Linked DNA regions of Homo sapiens: all the other regions are linked to region 1. The links are chromatin loops, found by intact Hi-C in ENCODE. Cell type or tissue: CD4-positive, alpha-beta T cell. All regions are shown on one strand.

Region 1 (8,000 bases):
GCCTCTCCTGTTGTTCATCATCTGTAGATCCCCTGCTGCCTGCCCCCCACCGTCTGGGACAGCAGCTGAACCCCGTGGTGGCGCCGGCCTCTCAAAAATTCCGTTAGCATTTCCCTAGCCTGCCCTCAAATTTTATGACTATTTATTTATTTATCTGAGATGGAGTCTTGCTCTGTTGCCCAGGCTGGAGTGAAGTGGTGTGATCTCGGCTCACTGCAACCTCTGCCTCCCGGGTTCAAGCGATTTTCCTGCCTCAGCCTCCTGAGTAGCTGGGATTACAGGCACAAGCCACAACGCCCAGCTAATTTTATATAATTTTGGTAGAGATGAGGTTTCACCATGTTGGTCAGGGTGGTTTCGAACTCCTGACCTCAAGTGATCCGCCCGCCTCAGCCTCCCAAAGTGCTGGGATTATAGGCGTGAACCACCACGCCCGGTCTCGATCTTTGACAGGGATATTTGAAACTTTCTCCCAACATAAAGGATATGTGAGTGCGGACTGAAGAAGATTCTGGCTCTCTTTCCAATAAGGCTGCCTCTCACTAGTCGATCCTGGGTAGAAGTTCTGGAGCTGCCACAGCTCAGGGTGATGGCTTCATGTCACACTGGACCGCATCCCTCCTCGGCTCCACATCCTCCTGTGGCACCCACCTCACTGGGAGTAAAAGCCAGCCTTCTGCATGGCTCACAAGGCCTTCCACGATGTGCCCCATCACCCCTCCAATGTCGTCTCTTGCCCCTCTCCTCTCTCACTGACCTCCTTGCTATTCCTTAAATATTCCAAGCTTGCTCCTACCGCAAGACTTTTGCTTTTGCTGTTCTCTTTGCCCAGCATGCTGTTCCCCCAGAGGGCCATGTCACTCTTTCTTTCTCTCTCTCTTTTTTTGAGACAGAATCTCGCTGTCGCCCAGGCTGGAGTGCAATGGCGCAATCTCAGTTCACTGCAACCTCCGCCTCCCTGGTTCAAGCGATTCTCCTGCCTCAGCCTCCTGAATAGCTGGGATTACAGGTGTCTGCCACTATGCCTGCCTAATTTTTTGTAATTTTAGTAGAGACGAGGTTTCACCATGTTAGTCAGGCTGGTCTCGAACTCCTGACCTCAGGTGATCTGCCAGCCTTGGCCTCCCAAAGTGCTGGGATTATAGGCATGAGCCACTACGCCTGGCCGTTTTTTTGTTTTGTTTTGTTTTTTTGTTTTGAGACAGGGTCTCCGTCTGTTGCCCAGGCTGGAGTGTATTGGCAAAATCATGGCTCACTGCAGCCTCGAACTCCCAGGCTCAAGCGATCCCCCCACCTCTCAGCCTCCCAAGTAGCTGGGACCACAGGCGCACACCACCATACCTGGCTAATTTTTGTAGAGATGGGGTTTCGCTATGTTGCCCAGGCTGATCTCAAACTCCTGAGCTCCAGCGATCCACCTTCCTCAGCCTCCCAAAGTGCTGTGATCACAGGCGTGAGCCACCGTGCCCAGCCCTACTCTCTCTTCTCCTTCAAGTATTTGTTTCAAATGTCACCTTCTCAGAAAGCTTTCCCTGACCACCCTATTTAAAACTATAACCTTGACCCCACATTCCCCATGCCCCTTCTAATACATCCAATAATCTACTTACCTATTTACCCATTGCCTCTTACCCCCACTAGAGTGTAGTACACAGTCCATAAGGCCAGATTTTTTTTTTTTTTTTGAGATGGGGTCTCACTCTGTCACCCAGGCTGGAGTGCAGTGGTGCGATCTCAACTCACTGCAGCCTCCGCCTCCTGGGTTCAAGCAATCCTCTCACCTCAGCCTCCCGAGTTGCTCAGATTTTAGGGGCGCGCCACCATGCCTGGCTAATTTTTGCATTTTTAGTAGAGATGGGGCTTCACCATGTTGTCCAGGCTGGTCTCAAACTCCTGGTCTCAGGTGATCCACCCACTTCACCTCCCAAAGTGCTTGGATTACAGGTGTGAGCCATTGCGCCAGGCCGAGATATTTTTGTCTGTATTGTTCATTGAGGTATCCCCAGTGTCTAGCAGTGTTGGGCACATATATAGTACATGCTTAAGAATTATGTGCAGAATGATTAATTTGTGTTTTCATTCCCATATTGCAGATGCAGTAACTGAGGCGCTGGGAGGTTAAGTTAGTTGCCCAAGATCATGCAGTTTTTTTTTTTTTTTTTTTTTTTGAGACGGAGTCTCGCTCTTGTTGCCCAGGCTACAGTGCAATGGCACGATCTAGGCTCACTGCAACCTCCGCCTCTCAGATTCGAACGATTCTCCTGTCTCAGCCTCCCGAGTAGCTGGGATTACAGGCATGTGCCACCATGCCTGGCTAATTTTGTATTTTTAATAGAGATGGGGTTTCTCCATGTTGGTCAGGCTGGTCTCGAACTTCCGACCTGAGGTGATCCGCCCGCCTCGGCCTCCCAAAGTGCTGGGATTACAGGCGTGAGCCACCGCGCCTGGCCTATTATTATTATTTTTTTTTGAGACGGAGTCTCGCTCTTGTTGCCCAGGCTGGAGTGCAATGGCGCGATCTCGGCTCACTGCAACCTCCACCTCCCCGGTTCAAGCCATTCTCCTGCCTCAGCCTCCCGAGTAGCTGGGATTATAGGCATGCACCACCACGCCCGGCTAATTTTGTATTTTTAGTAGAGACGGGGTTTCTCCATGTTGATCAGGCTGGTCTCGAACTCCCGACATCAGGTGATCCGCCCACCTTGGCCTCCTAAAGTGCTGGGATTACAGGCATGAGCCACCGCACCCGGCCGAGGGTGACATGGTTAATAACAATATTAGCCAAAAACACCATGTCAAGCTGAGCCTACCACAAGAATAAACTCACAGAATCGTCACACTCAGCCCTGATGTGGATGTCCCCGTGTGCATTTTGCAGATGAAGCTGGGATTGGAAAGGTGCCATAAGGCAGTCAAGGTATCCAGAGGTGTAGTGGTGGGGCTGGGATTCTGACACACCCCAGGTAATGGGCTGCAGTACCCCGTATGTTATGTGAGATGTGACACGGGGAAATGACGAAGACACGGAGGGAAGAAAAATAACTGTAAGGCTGGGTGGCTCCTTATGGGGAAAACTGGAAGCATGAGGAGTGGATGGTGACTGGTCAGAGGAACAGTGATGCCAAGGGAGGGACAAAGACACAAGGGGTAATGATGACGTAAGAGTTGCATTAGCGCGATTTAAGAAGAGCGATGGGGACAGTAGCCATGCGAAGGTGACTTGGGGGTATGATGAGGGTTTAAAGAGAAATGAGGATTTTATAAAGGAGAAATGGCAACAAAAGCAGGATGCAGGTAACATATGGCGATGACGAATTTAAAGGGAGCGATTACGACCTATGGTGGCAAAGAGGGCTTACAGGGAACGAAAGCGAGTTAAGGGCGTTGATGACAACAAGAGGAGTTGTGAGGATTTAAAGAGGGTGATGGCGACAGAAGGAGTTGTGAGGATTTAAGTGGGATGAGACAGAAGGAGAGGAATGGTGACATAAAGAGACCGAGGACGACATAAATTATAGCGTGGAAGACAACGCTATAATTATATATATTATATTCCATATATTATATTCCATATAATATATATTATATTCCATGCATTATAGCGTGGAAGACAACACGAGGAGGGTAGCCGAGGCGCCGCGCCCCCAGATCGCACAGTACCTGCACTCCACGTCTCCCACTCCGAGACCCAGCCCCACACGCACCTTCCAGGCTGTATCCCCGCCTGACGGCCCCTCCTAGCCGCGCGCAGGCGCACTACGGCTAGACTGCAGGCCGGCGGGGGCCAGGCATGCGCCTTTCTCATTGGCCGCGCCGCTTGCTAGCTTCGGGCGGAGGGGAGCGCCGGGCCGACGGTGGGCGGTCACGTGACGGTTACGACTGCACTCTCGCTGGTGTCGGTGGGCGGTCACGTGATGGTTATGGCCGCACTCTCGCTGGTGGCGGCCTGTTGGGGTAGAGCGGCCGCGGACGAGTCAGTTCAGCTTCCGGCGGTGAGAGGATGCTTCCGGGGCGGGCAGCCCGGGCCGGGGGAGGAGTGTCTGACAGTTGGCGCCGCCGGGAGGGAGGGCGGGCGGCGCGAGTGGGCGCGGGCCCGGTGGGCCAGGTGAGGCGCGGGCCGGGGGTGGTGGGACTGGGCCGGTTGCGGTAGGGACGGGTGGCGTCCGGGTGTCTGGACTCAGTTCGGGCTCCGTTGTACGGCTTCGGACTTACGATTTGTTTCTTTGAGCCTCAGTTTCCTCCCCTGTGGAATGGGGGTTAGAATCCGACTGTATCACCGGCTTTATAAATGGGAGTGAGAAGTCAGGTCGTGTACGTTGGATGCCTTAGCTCAGCGCCTCCGCATAACGCTCACTTCGTTACTATACTATTATTATTAGTATTGATGTTTGAGCGCTTAGTATGAAAAATTGTTGGGTTTGGAAGCCGTCGAATTTTGGTTCAAGTCCCGCTCCACTGTGCGGCAGTGGGGCCTGTGTCTTCGCTTCCTTGAACCCCGTTTTTTCTCATCTGTACAATGAGAGCAGATAGTCCCAATATCATAGGGTCGTCTTGAGGATTCTGATGAAATCTGTGTGTGTAAAGATTTTAAGCAGAGGGGCTGGCACAGTGAGAGCTCGTGGATTGGGACTATAATGATAATGATTCTGAGAGTCATTGGTGTAGCTGGGAATTCCAGGGAAGCTGGGGGAGAAAGCTCAGAGACAGCAATAGGAAAAACTTAGAATTGGAGCCGGGGAAATCGACATCCTGTCACTTACTATTTGACCAATTTTGCTGAGTCCTGAAGTACTAGTTTTTTTCTTTTTCTTGATAATGACTAGTGCATTTTTTTCCCCAGTAAGTTAATTTGAGAAGGCAAATTTGCATTGCTGTCTTCTTCTTTTTTTTTTCTTTGAGACGGAGTTTCGCTCTTGTTGCCCAGGCTGGAGTGCAATGGTGCAATTTCGTCTCACCGCAACCTCCGCTTCCTGGGTTCAAGGGATTCTCCTGCCTCAACCTTCCGAGTAGCTGGGATTACAGGCATGCGCCACCACGCCCGGCTAATTTTTTTTGTATTTTAGTAGAGACGGGGTTTCTGCATGTTGGTCAGGCTGGTCTCGAACTTCTGACTTCAGGTGATCTGCCCGCCTCTGCCTCCCAAAGTGCTGGGATTACAGGTGTGAGCCACCGTGCCCGGCGCATTGCTGTCTTCAATGGAAAACTAGCATTGCTGGCCATGAGAGGAAGGAAAAGTTCAGGTAAAATACAATGGAAACTGAACAGCCCATTACATTGTACACTGAAATGGAAAGATAATTGAAAAGGAATACTACGTATTCCCTTTGAATAGGGATACTGTTCAGAACCTGTACTGTGTGATTCCCTGTTGTCAGATCCCATGGACCCCCATTAAGTTGTCCTTATACTTGTTCCCAGCTCACACTTTGTATAAAACTAGCATTAAGTCAGTGACTGTCCCACTGTTTCCCTAGCTTACTGAAGATTTGTTTTATTTGATGCACACTTAACATCGCACTTAACCACCTGCCGTGCATCTTTGTTCTAAGGACTCTGTTTATTAACTCGTTTAATCCTTGTAACACCTTTAAGAATGGGTCCTTGGCTGGGCGTGGTGGCTCACGCCTGTAATCCTAGCACTTTGGGAGGCCGAGACGGGCGGATCACGAGGTCAGGAGATAGAGACCATCCTGGCTAACACGGTGAAACCCCGTCTCTACTAAAACTACAGAAAATTAGCCGGGCATGGTGGTGGGGGCCTGTAATCCCAGCTACTTGGGAGGCTGAGGCAGGATAATTGCTTGAACCTGGGAGGCAGAGGTTGCAGTGAGACGAGATCACGCCACTGCACTCCAGCCTGGGCGACAGAGTGGGACTTCATCTCAAAAAAAAAAAAGGGTCCTCTTTTTTTTTTTTTAAGATGGTGTTTTTTTATTTTTATTATTTATTTATTTATTTATTTATTTATTTATTTATTTATTTATTTGAGACAAGGTCTCGCTCTGTTGCCCAGGCTGGAGTGCAGTGGTGCGATCTTGGATCACTGCAACCTCTGCCTCCCGGGCTTAAGCAATTCTCCTGCCTCAGCCTCCTGAGTAGCTAGGATTACAGGTGCCCACCACCACGCCTGGCTAATTTTTGTATTTTTAGTAGAGAGGGGTTTCACTATGTTGGCCAGGCTGGTCTTGAATTCCTGACCTCAGGTTATCCACCTGCCTCAGCCTCCCAAGGTGCTGGCCAAGAATTGGTAATCTTACTTTTTTTTTTTTTTTTGAGATGGAGTCTCACTCTGTTGCCCAGGCTGGAGTGTAGTGGTACAGTTTCGGCTCACTGCAACCTCTGCCTCCTGGGTTCAAGTGATTCTCCTGCCTCAGCCTCCCGAGTAGCTGGGATTACAGGTGCCTGCCACCATGCCCAGCTAATTTTTTGTATTTTTAGTAGAGGCGGAGTTTCGCCATGTTGGCCAGGCTGGTCTCAAACTCCTGACCTTGTGATCCACTGCCTTGGCCTCCCAAAGCGTTGGGATTACAGGCATGAGCCACTGCGCCCAGCCACCTTTCCTTTTTTTTTTTTTTTTTTTGAGACTGAGTCTTGCTCTGTTGCCCAGGCTGGAGTGAAGTGGCGTAATCTTGGCTCACTGCAACCTCTCCCCCCCCCGCCCCGGGTTGAAGCGATTCTCCCACCTTAGCCTACTGAGTAGCTTGGATTACAGGCATACACCACCATGCCTGGCTAATTTTTGTATTTTTAGTAGAGATGGGGTTTCACCATATTGGCCAGGCTGGTCTCGAACTCCTGACCTCAGGTGATCCACCCGCCTCAGCCTCCCAAAGTGCTGTGATTACAGGCGTGAGCCACCACGCCCAGTTTTTTTTTTTTTTTTTTTTTTTTTAACAGTGACAGGGTCTCGCTATATTGCCCAGGCTGGCCTCAAAATCCTGGGCTCCAGAGATCCTCCTGCTTCGGCCTCCCAAAGTGCTGGGACTACAGGTGTGAGTTACTGTACCCGGCCTTACCATTCTTATTGTGCAGTTGAGGGAAGTGAGGTCAGAAAGGTTAAGCTACTTGTCCAGAGTCAGGATTAGGACGTGGTAAAATTGGGATTTGGATACAGGTCTTCTAAGGGCTTAGCACATGGAGTCTGGTATGTGGTAATCCCTTGAGTTTTGGGAGCTGCTGTCTTTAAAATCACTATTATAATTTTCACTATTCGGAAAGTCAGTGCTGGAGATGGGCTTTTAAGATTGTGGAGAGAGGAAATTGAATTCAGTAGGGTCTGTAGCACTTGGGGGAGAATACCAGTACTTAAAGGATTCTGGTTAGCATTAACTGAGACATTGAAAAACAGACCATAGTACCTGGCTGGTAGTAATCCCTCAATCAGCATGAACCATAGCCATTGGACTGCGTGGGGTCCAAGTCCTGCTGCTTCCTTTACTTGCTATATGATCTTGAACTCCTAGGCTCAAGGGATCCTCCTGACCCTAAAGTGCTGGGATGACAGGCCTGAGCCACTGTGCCCAGCCTTTTGCTGTGTGATCTTGGACCTGCCATTCTCATCTGTAACTTTCCGAGGGTGGTTGTGAGGAGCGACTGAGATGTGTATATGCTCAGTTCCTGGTACATAGTAAGCACTCAATGGGACCTATTCCCTGGACGTCAGAATCAGGAAGAACTTGTTTTTGAATCCCAGTAAGGTCAGTTGCTAGATGTGCCATTTGACAAACGACTGCACCTCAATGAGTCGGGGTTTTTCATCGATAAAAACAGGGCTAATAATAGTCCTCACTTGCTGAGCTGTTGGGATGCATCTGCATGATGCTTGGCGCTGGTCCTGATGCATAGTTAGTGCTTGGTTTGTGAGATGTTCTGTCTGACTTACTGAGACCTCTCCGTGCTGTTCTTTGAGAGATGCATGTTGTACTGTATTTTATTTCATTATTATTTTTTGAGACAGAGTCTTGCTCTGTCACTCAGGCTAGAGTGCAGTGGTGTGATCT
Region 2 (8,000 bases), 160 kb after region 1:
CAGGGCATGTGCCCCACTGTTCCCCTTCCCCAGATCTTTGTAAAGCTGGGTCCCCTTTGTTCAGGTCTCTGCTCAAATGTTGCCTTCCCTGACCACCCGATCTAAATAAAGAGAACCCTCTGCTCCAGCCTTTGCCTTAGTCCACTGAGAGCCCCTGATACTCTCTGAAATTTTGGTATCCATCTATCCATCATTTATTCCTGTTCACCGGAATATAAATTCCATAGCTGGGGGAGGGAGAAATCTTGCCTTGTTCACTTCTGTAATCCCAGAGCTGAGGCAGTGCCTAGTAAGAGTAGGCACTTAAGAATTACTGGTGGAATGAACCAATGAATGAATGATGGCAGATGAGGCGCTCCTTAGGGTAGGATGAGTGGGGAAGCAGTGCTGTGGAGGCGCTGTGTCCTCTGTTTCTGGCACAGAGCAGACCCATCACCCCGGGAGGAAGCCCTGGCCATAAGAGGCCCACTGACCCTTTGACCAGATAGCACTGGCTACAAAAAACCTGGGGGTGTGGGGCGTGCTGTCAATCAGCAGAGGTGAGGAAGGGCTGAGGAGTCCCAGCCTTCAACAGGAGCATGCTGGGTGGCCCTGCCTCCATTTACCCAACATTTCAGAGGTGCTGGGGCATAAGCATCAGTTCCCCAGACACAGCACCAGCTCTGGCACATCGTGGTCACATGTTAGCTTTTTTTTTTTGCGATGGAATCTTGCTCTGTCACCCAGGCTGGAGTGCAGTGGTGCAATCTCGGCTCACTGCAACCTCCACCTCCTGGTTTCAAGCGATTCTTCTGCCTCAGCCTGAGTAGCTGGGATTACAGATGCATGCCACCATGCCCAGCTAATTTTTGTATTTTTAGTAGAGAAGGGGTTTCACCATATTGGTCAGGCTGGTCTCGAACTCCTGACCTCGGGTGATGCACCCACGTCGGCCTCCCAAAGTGCTGGGATTACAGGCGTGAGCCACCGCGCCCAGCCAAGCTCTCTGTTGATATACAAATGTCAGGCTTGGGAGGCAAGGAAGATGCAGTCCCTCTATTCTAGGGGCTTACAATTGCTATGGGTGGGGAATAGCAATATATTCCTAAAAATAGTGGGATGGATTAAAATAAATTTCAAGATGTAGAAGTGACAGAAATCAGGAATAGATGAGATGTGGGTGTTGAGAGCAAAGGGGGCACCTTCACATTTTGGGGCTTAACTGTGAGTGACGTGAGGGCCGGGGACATGCTGGCCTTCTCCACTGCTGATGCCTTTGCTTAGCACATGATCTGGCCTGGTAAATACCAAATGGAAGAATGAACAAATGAATGAAGAAATGAAAGGGAGTGAGATGGGGCACAGCACGAATGGGAGAGCCAGGAATGTAAGATTTTTTTTTTCTTGCTGTATCCCTGGGACAGGGTCTGGCACACAGCACTCTGGAAATATCTGTGGAATGAATGAATGAAATTGCTAGCCTGTGAGTACTGTCAGGGCAGAAACCATGGCTGTCTTACTCCCAGCTGGGCTCCTGCTTAATAGGTGCTCAATTAATACTTGTTGACACCACATGAAGCTCTTCCATCTAGAAATGAGTCTTGCAGAATGTTCCCTTCTACCTGGCTCCATTATTTATTCAACCAACCAATCAACTTTGGAGAACCTATCAGGCAGCCTGGAAGCTTTTATATAAGCCACATCAATTTAATTCCTCCCTCATCTTTTCCAGTTTGCCTTGGCCAGCTCGGCCTATGAAGACTCCAGGAAATGGTTCTCAACTGGGGGTGATTCTGCCCCCCAGGGGACATTTGCAATGCCTGGAGACACTTTTGGTTGTCATAGCTGGGGAGAGGGGGCAGGGAATGCTAATGACATCTAGTGGGAAGAGGCTAAAGATGCCGCTAAGCAACTCACAATTTACAGGACAGCCCCTACAACAATGATCTGGCCTCAAGTGCCAATAGTGCTGGGGTTGAGAGACACTGACTCCAGACGGGGTAGGCTCTTTTTGTCTCTGCCTGGTGGACTCTGGCAGCATGGCTGGATGGCAAGCACCTTGAAGGCAGGCACTGCATCTGTCCTGTTCATGCAGGGAACGCAGGTGTTCATGGATACATGTTTACTGAGCGATTGTGACTCTGCAGCCTGGGAGGCAGGTAAGTCCTTCAACCTTTCTGAGCCTCCTTTTTCTCCCTTAAGGCAGGCAAGGCCTACCTCACCTTCACCCTGAAGGTATCATACTGCTGCCCCTTCTCACTCCAGGCACAGTGTCATCTGGTGTCCCTCACCCTGTTTCCCACCACCTAGGCCTGGCCTTGAGAGGTTCTGTGGAAGGAATTTTGGGGAGAGGACACCACTTACTGTTGATGGACTTGAGGTCCCGGTGGATGATGGGCACAGGGGCATCATTGTGTAGGTAGTTCATGCCCCGGGCCACCTGCACAGCCCAGTTGACCAGCACGTGAGGTGGCACCCGGCGACCTGCCAGCACCCTGCTCAGTGCACCACCCCGGGCATACTCCATCACTAGGCAGAGGTGTGGGGGGTTGAGGCAGGCGCCCCTAAGGGCAATTATGTTGGGGTGCTGCAGGGCTCCAAAGAGCCGGGCTTCCTGGCACACCTGCTCCGCTGTCACTGCCGGGTCCTTCTCAGGGTCCAGCCGGGCGGCCTTGACTGCCACCTCCTCGCCACGCCACAGGGCCCGATAGACCTTGCCAAAGCCCCCCACACCGATGATCTCCTCTAGCTGCAGCTCGTGGAAGGGGATCTCCTGGGGCAGCTGGAGGCCCGCGGGTGCAGCGGGGGCGCCGGGGGCCACGTAGTTGCTGGGGAAGACGCCCACGCGGCCGCTGGGGAGCTGCCCGGTCCACCAGCCCTCGTCGCCGGACACCGCACAGTCTTGGGAAAGCACCTGGACGCGATCGCCCCTCCGCAGGGTCAGCTCCTCGTCGCCCGCCGCCTCGTAGTCGAACACCGCGGTCCAGACGGGCCCCGCGGGGGTCGTGCCCCACTCCTTGGCCACCGCCCCCTCCTCCTCCTCCATGGGGGAGGGGCCGGGGGCTGCGGGAGGCCGCTTCACACAGGCTGCCCGCGGGATGCAGAGGGCGGGCCCCGGCGGCCGGGATGGAGGGCAGTCCCTGCGGGGTCTAGGGAGCTCCTGAGGGCCATGGCTGGGGCGCCCTCCGCAGGAGCAAGAAAAAAAACCCTTTCAAAGGGCAGGCTCGTCCCTTCCGATTTGGCTGTACGGGCGGGGCGGGGCGGGGTGGGAGTGGGGCGGCAGGTTCACCCGTGCCCCCCAAACGGCAGAGGGCTAAGAGGGCCTGGCCGCGCGGCTCTCGAATGCCCGCCGGGGTCCGCCGGTGGGGGACGAGGGCGAGGGCGGCAGGCAGTCCCCGTTCCCCGCGCCGCTCACCCCGCGCAGCTCCACCGGCGGCCCCCGGCTCCGCATCCCGGGCCACGACTGCCGGGCCGGGCGGGGGTGGCGGGGCCCCTGGGGCGGCCGCCCCGGGCCGGGGTGGCGCGCCCCTCGGCCTCCTCACGCGCGGGGCAGCCGGGCGGCCCCCATCCTTGGCACCGGCCTCCCGGTCGGCCCCAGCCCCTGCCCCCCGCCCGTGCTGCTTCCCCGGGCCACCGGCGGGGCCCGAGTGACGTGTGGGCGCCGCCGCCGCGGTGCCTCCTGGGAGTTGTAGTCTCCGGCCGTGCGGCCTCGGGGCCCGGCTCTCAGCGCCCTCCAGCAGAGCCCCGCGGCCAGCCTCGGGCCGCAATGGACATGACACCCCACGAAGCCGAAGGAGTCCTCCCGGGGAGATGAGCCCGGCCTCGGCCCCTCCTTCGGACGCGGCGTAGCGGGCGCCCGGGGCGGGGGGAAGCGCTCCTCACAGACCCTGTGGGGGCCGCGGCCCAGGATGGGTTGGACTGCAACGGACGCGATTAGCAACGCGAAAAATAGGAGCTGCGTGCATGACTGTGACTGCCCGGAGCCGCGAACGCAGCCTGGACCTTATCCCTGAGGCAGGACGGCCCCTCGGACCCCCCGACCGAGATGTACGCTGGGAACTGTAGTCCGCGCGGGGACCTGGCGCTGCAGGGGGCGGCCCCCAAACAGCGGGCTGCGGGCGTCGGCGGGTGGTTGGAGCAAGTTAGGGGTCGGGCCGGTGGCGGGACTCTGCGGGGAAGATGGGGCTGGGAGGATGTGTTTAGTGTCCCTGGGGATGTCACAGCCACGTCTGCTTTCCCCACCAGCTCTGGGTTCCTCTGCTGAAGTCAGAACTCCTGCTCTTGAGAATCCCCGATTCCTATTTTATAGGAGTTTCAATTTCGGGGAGCTTAATGTGCATGTTGTATTCAGTGCTTTGTACACGTGGTATCGTTAAGTCTTCACAAAGAGCCCCATTTTACAGATGACTCATAGAGAAGTGAAGTCATTTGTGCAAGGCTACAGAGCTATAAATGGCAAAGCAAAAATGAAAGGCAGTTTTAAAAATTAACAACCAGGCCGGGCGCGGTGGCTCACGCCTGTAATCTCAGCGCTATGGGAGGCCAAGGCGGGCGGATCACGAGGCCAGGAGTTCGTGACCAGCCTGGCCAGCATGGTGAAACCCCCGTCTCTACTATTTAAAAAAAAAAAAAAAAATTAGCCGGGCGTGGTGGTGTGCGCCTGTAATCTATCCCAGCTACTCGGGAGGCTGAGGCAGGAGAATCGCTTGAACCTGGGAGGTGGAGGTTGCAGTGAGCCAAGATCACGCCACAGCACTCCAGCCTGGACGACAGGGCAAGACTCCGTCTCAAAATAAATAAATAAATAAATAACCATCGCCACGATTAACAAAAACAACAACAACAAAAAAAAAAACAACAAAAAACAAACAAACAAAAAACCCACTGCCTTTCTATTTAAAGAATGAGGAAAGTAGGTCCCGCAGAGGTTCAGTGACTTCTTCAAGATCTCTAAGCTTGTAAGAGGCAAAATTCTGGGTCTTTTTACTTGGCCTCTCCTGAGTGGTATGGGGTCTAGAGGGAGGAGAGAAGAAGAGGAAATAAGAGGGACTCTAGTGCCCAAACTCCAGAGAACTGCCCCTCAGGGTCCTTGGGGAATTGTTCCATTGTCAGAGGGAAGTGGGTTACCTGGTCTCCTGGCTACCTAGCAGGGACACTCGGAGCATATCAAAAATGCTTGTTGGAAGAGAGAGCCCCAGCTTCATTCTGAGTATAAGTGTTTCTGCTATAACCTGCTATATGCATTCTTAAAAAACCTTCAGTTCTTCAAAACGGTGCACTAAAATTAACAAGACTTCATGGAAAAAATAGAGTTAGAGACAGATTGCTCAAAATATATGCAACTAGCTGGGCACGGTGGCTCATGCCTGTAATCCCAGCACTTTCAGAGGCCGAGGAGGGAGAATTACTGGAGTCCAGGAGTTTCAGACTAGCCTGGGCAACATAGGGAGACTCCGTCTCTACAAAAAAATAAAAAATTAGGCGGGTGTGGTGGTGTGCACCTGTGTTCCCAGCTACTCGGGAGACTGAGGTATAGGGGTATTACCTGAGCCCAGGAGGTCGAGGCTACTGTGAGCTGTGATTGTGGCACTGACTGCACTCCAGCCTGAGAGACAGAGCGAGACCCTGACTCAAAAAAAAAAAAGTAAAAATAAAAACCTGTATACAACTTTTTTTTTTTTTGAGATGGAGTCTCACTCTGTTGCCAGGCTGGAGTGCAGTGGCACGGTCTTGGCATACCACAACCTCCGACTCCCTGGTTCAAGTGATTCTCCTGCTTCAGCCTTCCGAGTAGTTGGAATTACAGGTGGGCGCCACCATGCCCAGCTAATTTTTGTATTTTTAGTAGAGACAGGGTTTCACCATGTTGGCCAGGATAGTCTCGATCTCCTGACCTCGTGATCCGCCCGCCTTGGCCTCTCAAAGTGCTGGGATTACAGGTGTGAGGCACCATGCCCGGCCTCTTGTATACAACTTTATATTCAGAGTGCTACAAAACCAATAATGATGCTAATAGAAACACTAGAATAGGTAAATTTCCATGAGCATTTGCTTTCAGCAGCACTTTGCAGCCTTGAAGGTGGGGCTTATGCTTCCTCTTTGGGGATGCTGGTTGGAGATATTAACTATTGATGGGGATCATTTTCATCAAAACTCGAAATGTGATCCAAGGTGTGATCTTTTTCATTAATCTGTTATTTTAATATGGGAGAAATATATTTGCAATTTCTTCATCTGCATTCATGGATTTGCCATAGGCATAACACTGTGACAAATATGGTGGTCTTTGAAGTCACTAAACCAGCCACCGTGGATCCAAAGGAAGACACTTCTGTAGATTTGCAGCTTTTTCCTCTGAAGATCTTCTTTTAGTACTAAGGCTTCCCCTTTAACTGTGAGAAAGCTTGGCCCTGATTGCTTCAAAATGTTAACTTCCTGGAGAAAATTGCATGTTAACCAACATGCTTGTGTTATGCTGACATCATTACTCTGTTTACCAATCATTTATGGGGTGATTCATCTCAAAGAAGCAAATAGAGGGTGGGGGCGGTGGCTCACACACCTGTAATCGCAGCACTTTGGGAGGCTGAGGCAGGCAAATCACCTGAGGTCAGGAGTTTGAGACCAGCCTGGACAACATGGTGAAACCTCATCTCTACTAAAAATACAAAAATTAGCCAGGCGTGGTGGCAGGTGCCTGTAATCTCAGCTACTCAGGAGGCTGAGGCAGGAGAATCGCTTGAACCTGGGAGGCGGAGGTTGCAGTGAGCCGAGATCGAGCCAGTGTACTCTAGCCCGGACGACAGAGGGAGACTCTGGAAGAAGCAAATGGGCTGCAGAACAGGTTGTCTCTGGGCCCGGTGCGGTGGCTCACGCCTGTAATCCCAGCACTTTGGGAGGCCAAGGCGGGTGGATCACAAGGTCAGGAGTTCAAGACCAGCCTGGCCAACATGGTGAAACCCTGTCTCTACTAAAAATACAAATTTAGTCAGGGCATGGTGGCAGTCACCTGTAATCCCAGCTGCTCGGGAGGCTGAGGCAGGGGAATCGCTTGAACCGGGTGGCAGAGGTTGCAGTGAGCCGAGATTGCGCCACTGCACTCCAGCCTGGTGACAGAGTGAGACTCCATCTCAAAAAAAAAAAGAAAAAAAATTATCTTGGATTTGGCTGCCTTGTTGAACTCACTCTTGCTTGTTCTAGAATAGCTTGACAGATAATTCTCTTCGATTTTCTAGCTAGATGATCCTGTTGTCCAGAAAAAAGAAAAAAATTACAGCTTTAAAAAATCTGATGTCTATGCTTTTTTTCTTAATCCTCTCCTCTTTGGCTAGGAGTTCCAATACAATGTTGAATGGCAGTGGTATTAATGGACAATTCTTGTCTTGTCCTAGACATTTAAGGGAATGATCCTAAGGTTTCATCATTAAATATGATGCTTTCAGTAGATTTCTAGTAGAAGTCCTTTATCAGGTTCTATTCCTAACTTGCTAGAGATTTTTCTTTCTTTCTTTCTTTCTTTCTTTTTTAAATGCAGGTGTTACATTTTATCAAATGCTTTTTATGCATTTATTTATGCAATCAGATGGTTTTTCTGCCTTTAATCCATTAATGTTGATTATCTCCTCTTTCTTGCTTTCACCATTGCTGGATTTGATTTAATAATACTTTATTTAGGGTTGTTTTGCATTTCTTTTCTTTTCTTTTCTTTTTTTTTTTTTTTTGAGACAGCCTTGCTGTGTCATCCAGGCTATAGTGCAGTGGTGATATCTCAGCTCACCCACCTCCTGGGTTCAAGCGATTCTCCCACCTCAGCCTCCAGAGCTGAGACTATAGGCGCATGCCACTGTGCCCAGCTAATTGTTACATTTTTAGTAGACATGGGGTTTTGCCATGTTGGCCGGAGTGGTCTCCAAATCCTGGCCTCAAGGAATCCACCTGCCTTGGCCTCCCAAGGTGCTGGGATTACAGGCATGAGCCACTGTGCCTGGCCTGCATTTGTTTTCATAAATGGAATTTTCTGG
Region 3 (8,000 bases), 2.0 Mb before region 1:
TTCCTCCCTAGGTACATCCACCCCACCCCTCCACTTTCCTTCTTAGCCCTGAGCACTGTCTCAGTGAACACACTGGGGGCTGAATATCTGTGTCCAGCCCCACCATTCCCAACCAGTCTGAGACGTTTTTTCTTTTTTTTTGAGGTAGAGTCTCGCTCTGTCACCCAGGCTGGAACCACAGATGTGCGCCACCACGCAGGGCTAATTTTTGTAGTTTTAGTAGAGAGGGGGTTTCTTCATGTCGGCCAGGCTGGTCTCTAAAGCCTGACGTCAGGTGATCCGCCCCACTTGGTCTCCCAAAGTGCTGGGATTACAGGCGTGAGCCACCGCACCTGGCCTAACCAGTCTGGGACTCTTTAAGGCCAGAGAGTGATTTATATCCAGCACACAGACCCCTTCGCCACACACACACACACACACACACTTCCTATTCTGTTCTCATCCCACTAGCTTGACAGGAATGGCCCCCAAGCTGGGAACAGGTAGACATGCTATCACTGAGAAACAGGCCTTCATCCATACCCCACACAGCAGCCAGAGAGATCTTCTAAAACATAAATCAGATCATGTCCTCTCCCTGCTCAAAACCCTTCCATAGCTCCCCAGAGCCCCCAGACAAAGACAAAGCTCCACAGCCTCCCAAGGGAGGCCCTGCATGATCCAGGCTCTGTCACACCTCTGGCCTTTGCCCAGGACCTCCCCTGTCTGGAGGCCAGCTTTTACATCCACTACTCTGTGAGGCCTTCCTGGGCTTCTGCAGGTACTGCCTTTCAACTTCTCTTTCACCCCTGTATTGCCCTCAGGATACAGCTCAAAATCACAGAGCCCTACACCTGCTGGCTCCTCCCACCCTGCAGCCTCTGGCTCATTCGTTGTCTTGTATTCTATGTTTTTGTTTTTGTTTCAGATGGAGTCTCGCTCTGCCGCCCAGACTGGAGCGTAGTGGCACAATATTGGCTCACTGCAACCTCCAGGTTCAAGTGATTCTTGTGCCTCAGCCTCCTGAGAAGCTGGGACTACAGGCGCGCGCCATCACACCCAGCTAATTTTTGTATTTTTAGTAGAGATGGGGTTTCACCATACTGCCCAGGCTGGTCTCAAACTCCTGACTTCAGGCGATCTGCCGGCCTCGGCCTCCCAAAGTGCTGGGATTACAGGCATGAGCCACCATACCCTGCCAGTATTCTATGTTTTAACACACTGGATTTCTAGTTCTTCAAAAGCATCACTCTCCCGCTTCCCCGCCTTTGCACAGCTATTCTTGCCTGGAATGCCCTTCTGCTCCCTCGTACAGATGCCTCTGATCTCAGCTATACCCCAGGTTAAGCCACATGTCTTCACAGAGAAAGAGCCACTGGGGCAGGGTTCTGAGGCATGCATAGGAGTTTATTGGGTGGAAAAGGAAAACAAACAGCCTCGGAGTGGGTTTGTCTCTCCCACTGACTGGGAGCCCAGAAGGGTAGGGCTGGGGCCTTTCCTCCCACTCCTGACAGATTCCTATTGGTCCTTTAAGTCTCAGCTTAGACATTTCCTCCTCCAGGAAGCCTCTCTGTTCTCCCCGGCCCCAGATCAGGCACTTTCTCTGGGCTCTCCCAGGCCTCTGGGGTTCCTCCATCAAAGACCACTCTTGTCTCTCACTATTAATGTGTTTGTCTCCCCAACTAGACTCCAAGACCTAAGTCACCAGGGATTGCTGGAGCTGTCTCAGTCTGGGCTATGTCCAATGGGAAACATAATGTCTGGCACATGAATGACTGAAGAAAAATGCTTTTATTGAAGTACTTCACAAATAACAACAACAATAATCCTAATGCCATTTATTGAACAGTTACTATATGCCACACATCAGGCATGTTAAATACCTGTTTTCATTTCATTCCAACAACTCTATGAGGTGAGTACTGTTGTTATCCCATTTGTGGGGGAAGGAAACAGAACCTCAGAGAAAGAAAACCACCTGCTCAAAGTCACAAAGCTAATAATAAGAAGCCAGGCACAGTGGCTCACACCTACAATCCCAACACTTTGGGAGGCTGAGGTGCGAGGATCGTTTGAGCCCAAGAGTTCAGGACTAGCCTGGGCGACATGGTGAGACTCTGTCTCTACACACTCAGTTACTTGGGAGGCTGAGGTGGGAGGATCACTTGAGCCCAGGAGGTCGAGGCTGCAGTAAGTAAATTGTGTTGGTACCATTGCACTCCAGCCTGGGTGACAGAGTGAGGCCCCCATCTCAAAAAAAAAAAAAAAAAAAAGTAGTAGTAGTAGAACCAAATTCAAAGCCAAATGATTGGACCCAGACCCTGAGTTCTTAACAGTTACTCAGAAGGCCCGGCACTGATGCTCCTGTCTTGTAATTGTAAATCTGGGTGTAGGTGCATCTCCCCCACCAGACTTGGAGGCCTTCCAGGGCAGGGCCCAGGTTGGCTGCAACCCTGGGTGTCAGGCATTTTAGAGCAAAAGGCCTGGACCAGAACCGAGCTCTGGGAATGTGGTGAGTGGATGAATGCACACATGAATGAACTACCAGCGAATTAGTGAGTGACCCACGCGGCCCCACTCACCCTCGATGAGCCACTCGCAGTTGCCATTGACGCTGTAGTTGCCCGCACCATCCGTCACGAAGCCTGGCGCCTCCCGCAGCACCTGCCGCTGCCCCTTGCAGTCCCCCGCCCGGGCCCCAGGGGACAGCGACCCCAGCACGGCCAAGGCCAAAACCAGTGCCATGGCCAGAACCTTGCCCAGGGCCATCGCCGCCTCCTGCACTGACCCTTAGAGCGGGGACAGGCCGTAAAAACCTGGAGAGGACCCTCTACCCGGGGTGAGGCCCTGCAAATGCGACCTCTATAGGCATAACATGACCTTGTAGATCGAAGAGGTCCCGGAGACCCGGCAGTCCCGGCGAAGGGTACGGCCACTGCTGACAGGCTCTGGAAGCCGAGGGCTGAGCCCTATAGAGCGATGGAAGGCCCTGTATATGGAGTCATTATGGACGGGGCCGAACCCTAGGGACCGTAGGAGTCCCCTATAGACACAGGGCTCCATAGGGGGCCGATCCCATGAACAGTGCCCAGCATTACGGACTCAGGCTGCTGCAGGCCAAACGGACCTTATAGACGGGTGGGTCCCCAGGGGGCGAAGGGCTCTACGGCCCGGCAGGAGCCTCCATAGAGGCTGCGGGCCGGGACAGGCTAGGTTCGGATGGTCCAGGAGAGACTCCTCCAGCCGGGGGCGGGGCGCGAGCGGGTGCCGGGGGCGGAGCCCGTCTTCAGGGGTTCGGGCCTGGACCCCACAGACCCAATCCCTTTGCTCACCCACCCTCGCCTCCCTCCGAAGCCGGATGGGCCAGATCAGAGAGACGAGGGGACGCTTGGGCCAGAGCGGCCGCGGGAAGACCCGCTGTGGGAGGGCGAGGGGGCGGGAGCCGAGCAGCCGCTGTGGGAGGGACGGCGAAGAGGAGGCGAGAAGTTACAGAGCGGCCGGTCAGAGCGGCCCTGGGAGGACTGCGGAGCGCCCAACCCCAACCCTCCATAAAGGGAGACTTCCGGGGAAATCCCCGCCCATTTGTTCCCAACCGCATGCGCAGCAGCGTCCTCCTGGAGGGAGAGAAATACACATATGCGCAGTGCTAAGATCGTAACCCAAACTCTGGGTGCCTGTGGTTCAGCAAAGCATGGGCCACTGGAGGGCGCCTCTACCTCTGAGTGAGGAAAGGAAGGCAAAAATAAAGGAGCGGTGCAAGACCCTGCTAGATGTTTGATCATCTTCAATGTTCCCACATTCTGGGGCAACATAAAGATCAGGTTATACAGGCCCCTGCCTCCGGTTCCAAATTCCCATTTCACAGATGGACACACTGAGGTCCCGAGCCTGACATAGTTCTGGCTCAGCCCCGCCGCTGAACACCATCAAGATGCAAAAGAAGCCATGTTATAGATAAAAACGAATCCTTTTTTATTTTGGCAAGAAGGGGTAAAATGTCTTTCTGCCAGGGACCCGAGGGAAGGCCCCCGGAATGGAGATGCGGCAGATGGAGTACGGGTCCGAGGTCACAGATCCGAGGGAGGGTTTCAGGGTCGAGACCAGCATCGCAATATCCATCCCGGGGTCGCAGAGTCCTGGAGAGTCACAGGCAGGGTCCCGGCGGTCACCACGGGTGTTCCGGAGTCCAGCGGGGTCAGAGGTCTCGAAGGGGGCCAGGGGGCCGGAGGTCACGGAACAGCGGGAGCCCAGAATCCGGCGCCGCTCGGGGCAGGGGCTGAGGGAGGGGACGGGGAGAGCGGCTCCCGCGGGACCGTTTGGCACAGAGGGGAGGGGGGCGGGACGCAGCGTACCCAACCTGGGCGCGCGGGGTGGGAAGGGTCGGGAAGGCCGGGGATGGGCGAGCTCTCGGGCCGGGATAAAGCAGGGGTCCGGAGCCCGGCCGGGGCCCGGTCATGGCCCATGGGGCAGGGGCGGGCAGGGGTGCTCAGACCGGGGGTGCAGTGCCCCCGGCCGTGTGCATGCTGAAGTATTCGGTGAAGCCGGTGTGCGGCGCTGCCGTCTGGGGCACGAGCGGCTGGTAGGGCGGCGTCGGGCCGTCCCAGCCCGAGTCGGCCGCCTTGGGGAACCGAGCGGGAAGTGGGGGGGAGGCTGCGCCCGGCTCGGCCATGGTCACCACGCGGCCCCTCGGGGCCACCGCCGCCGCCACCGCTGTCTCCTCCACCTGCTTCCCGGCCTGGGAGGGGGGTCAGGGTCAGAGGCCGTCCGGGACCCTCGGGGGGCAGATGCGGCCCCGAAGGCCCGTCCCCCTCCCCCGGAGAACCCTTCCACCCCAGGTGTGGACGCACGTTGTCAGTCAGGGAAGGACTGGGTGGCGGGGCGCCTGGGCAGCGGGGCCAGGTACTCAAAGGGCGGCGTCGGGGCGCGCGGGGCGAACTCCGGCGGCGGCCGGGGAGCTGGGGGAGAGCCGCGGAAGGCGGGCGGTGGGGGCACGGCGCAGGGAGTCTGCGGGGGTGTGCGCAACAGCGCCAGAACCCAGTCAGGCAGGGTGGGCGCGGGCGCCAGGGGACGGTCGCGGCGCGGTGTTGGGGCGCGGGGAGTGCGAAAGGCAGGAGGAGGGCTCAGGGGTCCGGGCGCTGGGGGCGGCGGCGGGGCCGGGAGCGGGGTCAGGTACTCCAGGGGCGGCGCCAGCAGCTCCTCGGGCGCTGGGGCCGCGGGGCTTACGGAGGTGGCGGGCGGGGGGATGGAGAAGAGCTCCGTGAAGTTGGGCACCGAGTCGCTGATAAACGTCACGTTCCCATAGACGTGCTGCGGGAAGGCCTTGTCAGCGGATTGGCTCCCTCCGGGTCCAGGGACTCCGGCTGAAGCGATCTGCGACGTGCGCACGTGGTACGGGAAGTTCTTGTTGGCCGCTGATGGGCGGGTCATGATCTGAGGCCAGGGCCAGGAGCAGGTGTGAGAGGCACTGTCAGGCCGGAGGCTGTCCCCATAAACTTGGGGTCCGAAGGATTCCCTTTCAGTTGACATCCACCACACTTCCCTGAAGCCATTCACACTGGATTAGGCGTCCCCTCTGGGCTCTCCAAATGCCCTGGACCCTCACCTTTTCCCTTCAACAAAACTCGGCCTGTGCTTCCTCCATCAGAGGCCTGATCACTGAGCTGTCACTGATTGCTTAGGGTCAGCGTCCTGCACTGTATGATAGCCACTGGCTGCATGTAGCTTAAATTTAATCAAAATAAAATTTAAATTTTGGTCACACTCCTCACTACACACTCACTATGCACTACCCACATTCAAGTGCTCAACAGCCACATGTGGTTAGTAGCTCCCATATTGGAAAGTGCAGGTAATAGGATATTTTCATAAATACAGAAAGTTCAATTGGACAGCAACTAATAGACTCTAAAATGTCTCGATGAGGCAGGAACCAGACTCTTCTGTTCCCTACTGAGTCCCTAGTACCTTCTAGAACCATGCCTGGCGCATATAAGCCTTCAGTAAATATTGGTGGGCAAGGCGCCATGGCTCACGCCTGTAATCCCAGCACTTGGGGAGGCCGAGGCGGGCGGATCACCTGAGGTCAGGAGTTTGAGACCAGCATGGCCAACATGGTGAAACTCCATCTCTACTAAAAATACAAAAATTAGCCAGGTGTGGTGGTGCGCCTGTAATCCCAGCTACTTGGGAGGCTAAGGCAGGAGAATTGCTTGAACCCAGGAGGCAGAGGTTGCAGTGAGCCGAGATCATGCCACTGCACTCCAACCTGGACGACAGAGGAAGATTCCATCTCAAAAAAAAAAAATTTAAAATAAATAAATAAATAAATAAATATTGGTGGAATGTAGGGATGTCTGGTACCAGTTAGTCTGATAGGCTGTGAAGGCAGGGACTGGGTGTGACTCCACCGCCATATCCCGGAAACCTAACACAGCTCTTCTAAGGTTGTGCTGAAAAAAATGAACAAGGAGCTGAAAGCAATGAGCGTTGAGATACCCAGGTGGAGCTGTGCTGAGCTAACGTGAGCATCCTTAGGAAGGAAGCTGGCTGAGATACAGCAGGAAGGGCGCTGTGCTTGCCGTTCTGAGCCTGCATCCCGCCTCTGGGATCTGTAGCTCACTGAGTATGGGATCTGGGGCATGTTGATTAAACTCCCTGAGCCTCGCTGTGGGGAAAAGGGACTGTAGCGCCTACTTGGAAAGATGAGAGGGTGGAAATGAAAACCACTGGTGCAGAGCCCAGCACATGATGGGTTCTCAGCATTTCTCCTCTTTCTGTCCCTTTCTGACTTCCTGCAGAGCTTCAGGATAGACCAGCCTGGGAAGGTGAGCGAGTCTGTACCTATGTCAGCCTCTGAGGCAAAGGATGGGGACCTGTCCCCTCCCTCGGTGGCTGGGCCCACTCCCTACACGGGGTACGTTGTAGATCCCTGGAGTCAGAAGCTGGGACACTGGGTCATGCCTGTTGCCCTTTCTGGTTCCCCTTCATTTCAGACCTTGTGGTCTGCTGGAGAAGGATAGGGTTCAAAGTATTTGCCTGCCGCCAAAGGCCACGGAGCCCTGGCACGTCACTTCTCCTCTCTGGGCCTTAGCTTCCCCGCTCTGTGTAGTGGGAACAATGTCAATTATCCACCCTCTCCTGGAGCTGCTCTGACAATTAAACAAGAGGGCAGGAGTAAATGCATATGGATGTTCCTAGAATGAAACAGACTGGTTCAAGACAGGTGCCCAGTGAACAATTGATGAATAAATTAATGAATATTAGAACTGTCACCAAGAATGTCAGATAGGATGTGAACCAGGGCAAAGAATAGACGTGGTGGGGGCCAGGCGCAGTGGCTCACTCCTGTAATCCCAGCACTTTGGGAGGCCGAGGCGGGCGGATCATGAGGTCAGGAGATCGAGACCATCCTGGCCAACATAGTGAAACCCCGTCTCTACTAAAAATACAAAAAAAATTTGCTAGGCGTGGTGGTGGGCGCCTGTAGTCCCAGCTACTAGGGAGGCTGAGGCAGGGGAATGGCATGAACTTGGGAGGCAGAAGTTGCAGTGAGCCGAGATCGCACCTCTGCACTCCAGCCTGGGCAACAGAGCAAGACTCCGTCTCAAAAAAAAAAAAAAAAAAAAACCACTTAACCGGGCATGGTGGCGTGCTCCTGTAGTCCCAGCTACTCCGGAGGCTGAGGCAGGAGAACCTGGGAGGTGGAGGTTGCAGTGAGCCAAGATCGCGCCACTGCACTCCAGCCTAGTGACAGAGTGAGACTCCGTCTCAAAAAAAAAAAAAAAAGATGTGGTGCTGTACCCTCCTGTTGCCGACCCAGGAGCCCAAAAGCTTCACCCTGTGCCACCCCAGATGCTTCTTCCTGAACAGTGGCCTGTGATGGCAGAATTTGGGCAGGGGCAGGGGGAGAGTGGAGAGATCAAGGAGGGTGGGGAAGGCAGTGGGGATACAAAAGAGAAATGGAAGAATCTGGGGACACAGGGTCAGGAATGGAAATGGGAAGGGAGGGCAAAGAGAGAGGA

The links. Hi-C counts contacts between places; a loop is a spot of excess contacts. Peaks named below come from ENCODE experiments on the same cell type or tissue, not always from the same donor. Only the 100,000 strongest peaks of a DNase experiment are listed, where the experiment ranks them.
Region 2: a loop joins it to region 1, with 8 times the contacts of the local background. A loop is called at or near these places in 5 of 110 quality-filtered maps.
Region 3: it touches region 1 in a loop (6-fold over the local background); 3 of 110 quality-filtered maps call a loop at or near these places.

The regions. Positions count from the first base shown.
Region 1 is chr19:40,344,429-40,352,428 of GRCh38, reverse strand. It overlaps C19orf47 (chromosome 19 open reading frame 47), which reads left to right and starts at 4,032. Exons shown (of 9, transcript NM_001256441.2): 1 at 4,032-4,105. It overlaps PLD3 (phospholipase D family member 3), which reads right to left and starts at 3,734. Exons shown (of 13, transcript NM_012268.4): 1 at 3,661-3,734. RefSeq lists an enhancer at 3,788-4,077 and a silencer at 4,068-4,157. In CD4-positive, alpha-beta T cell, no CTCF peak of the experiment used is centred here; DNase peaks (open chromatin) are centred at 3,148, 3,318 and 3,878; H3K4me3 peaks cover 1,982 bases; H3K27ac peaks cover 1,208 bases.
Region 2 is chr19:40,187,057-40,195,056 of GRCh38, reverse strand. MAP3K10 (mitogen-activated protein kinase kinase kinase 10) reads right to left here and starts at 3,631. Exons shown (of 10, transcript NM_002446.4): 1 at 2,344-3,631. The coding sequence starts at 3,025. RefSeq lists silencers at 2,934-3,233, 3,504-4,003 and an enhancer at 4,164-4,403. In CD4-positive, alpha-beta T cell, no CTCF peak of the experiment used is centred here; DNase peaks (open chromatin) are centred at 2,876, 3,646, 4,056 and 4,376; H3K4me3 peaks cover 2,199 bases; H3K27ac peaks cover 1,401 bases.
Region 3 is chr19:42,320,992-42,328,991 of GRCh38, reverse strand. TMEM145 (transmembrane protein 145) reads right to left here. Exons shown (of 15, transcript NM_173633.3): 14 at 5,203-5,409; 15 at 3,928-4,255. The coding sequence ends at 4,175. MEGF8 (multiple EGF like domains 8) reads right to left here and starts at 3,357. Exons shown (of 42, transcript NM_001271938.2): 1 at 2,562-3,357. The coding sequence starts at 2,748. RefSeq lists silencers at 2,692-2,761, 2,772-2,841, 3,062-3,201, 3,242-3,431. In CD4-positive, alpha-beta T cell, CTCF peaks have their summits at 2,592, 2,798 and 3,698 (motif pointing right); DNase peaks (open chromatin) are centred at 3,561, 4,171, 4,351 and 5,262; H3K4me3 peaks cover 2,258 bases; H3K27ac peaks cover 567 bases; H3K27me3 peaks cover 1,603 bases.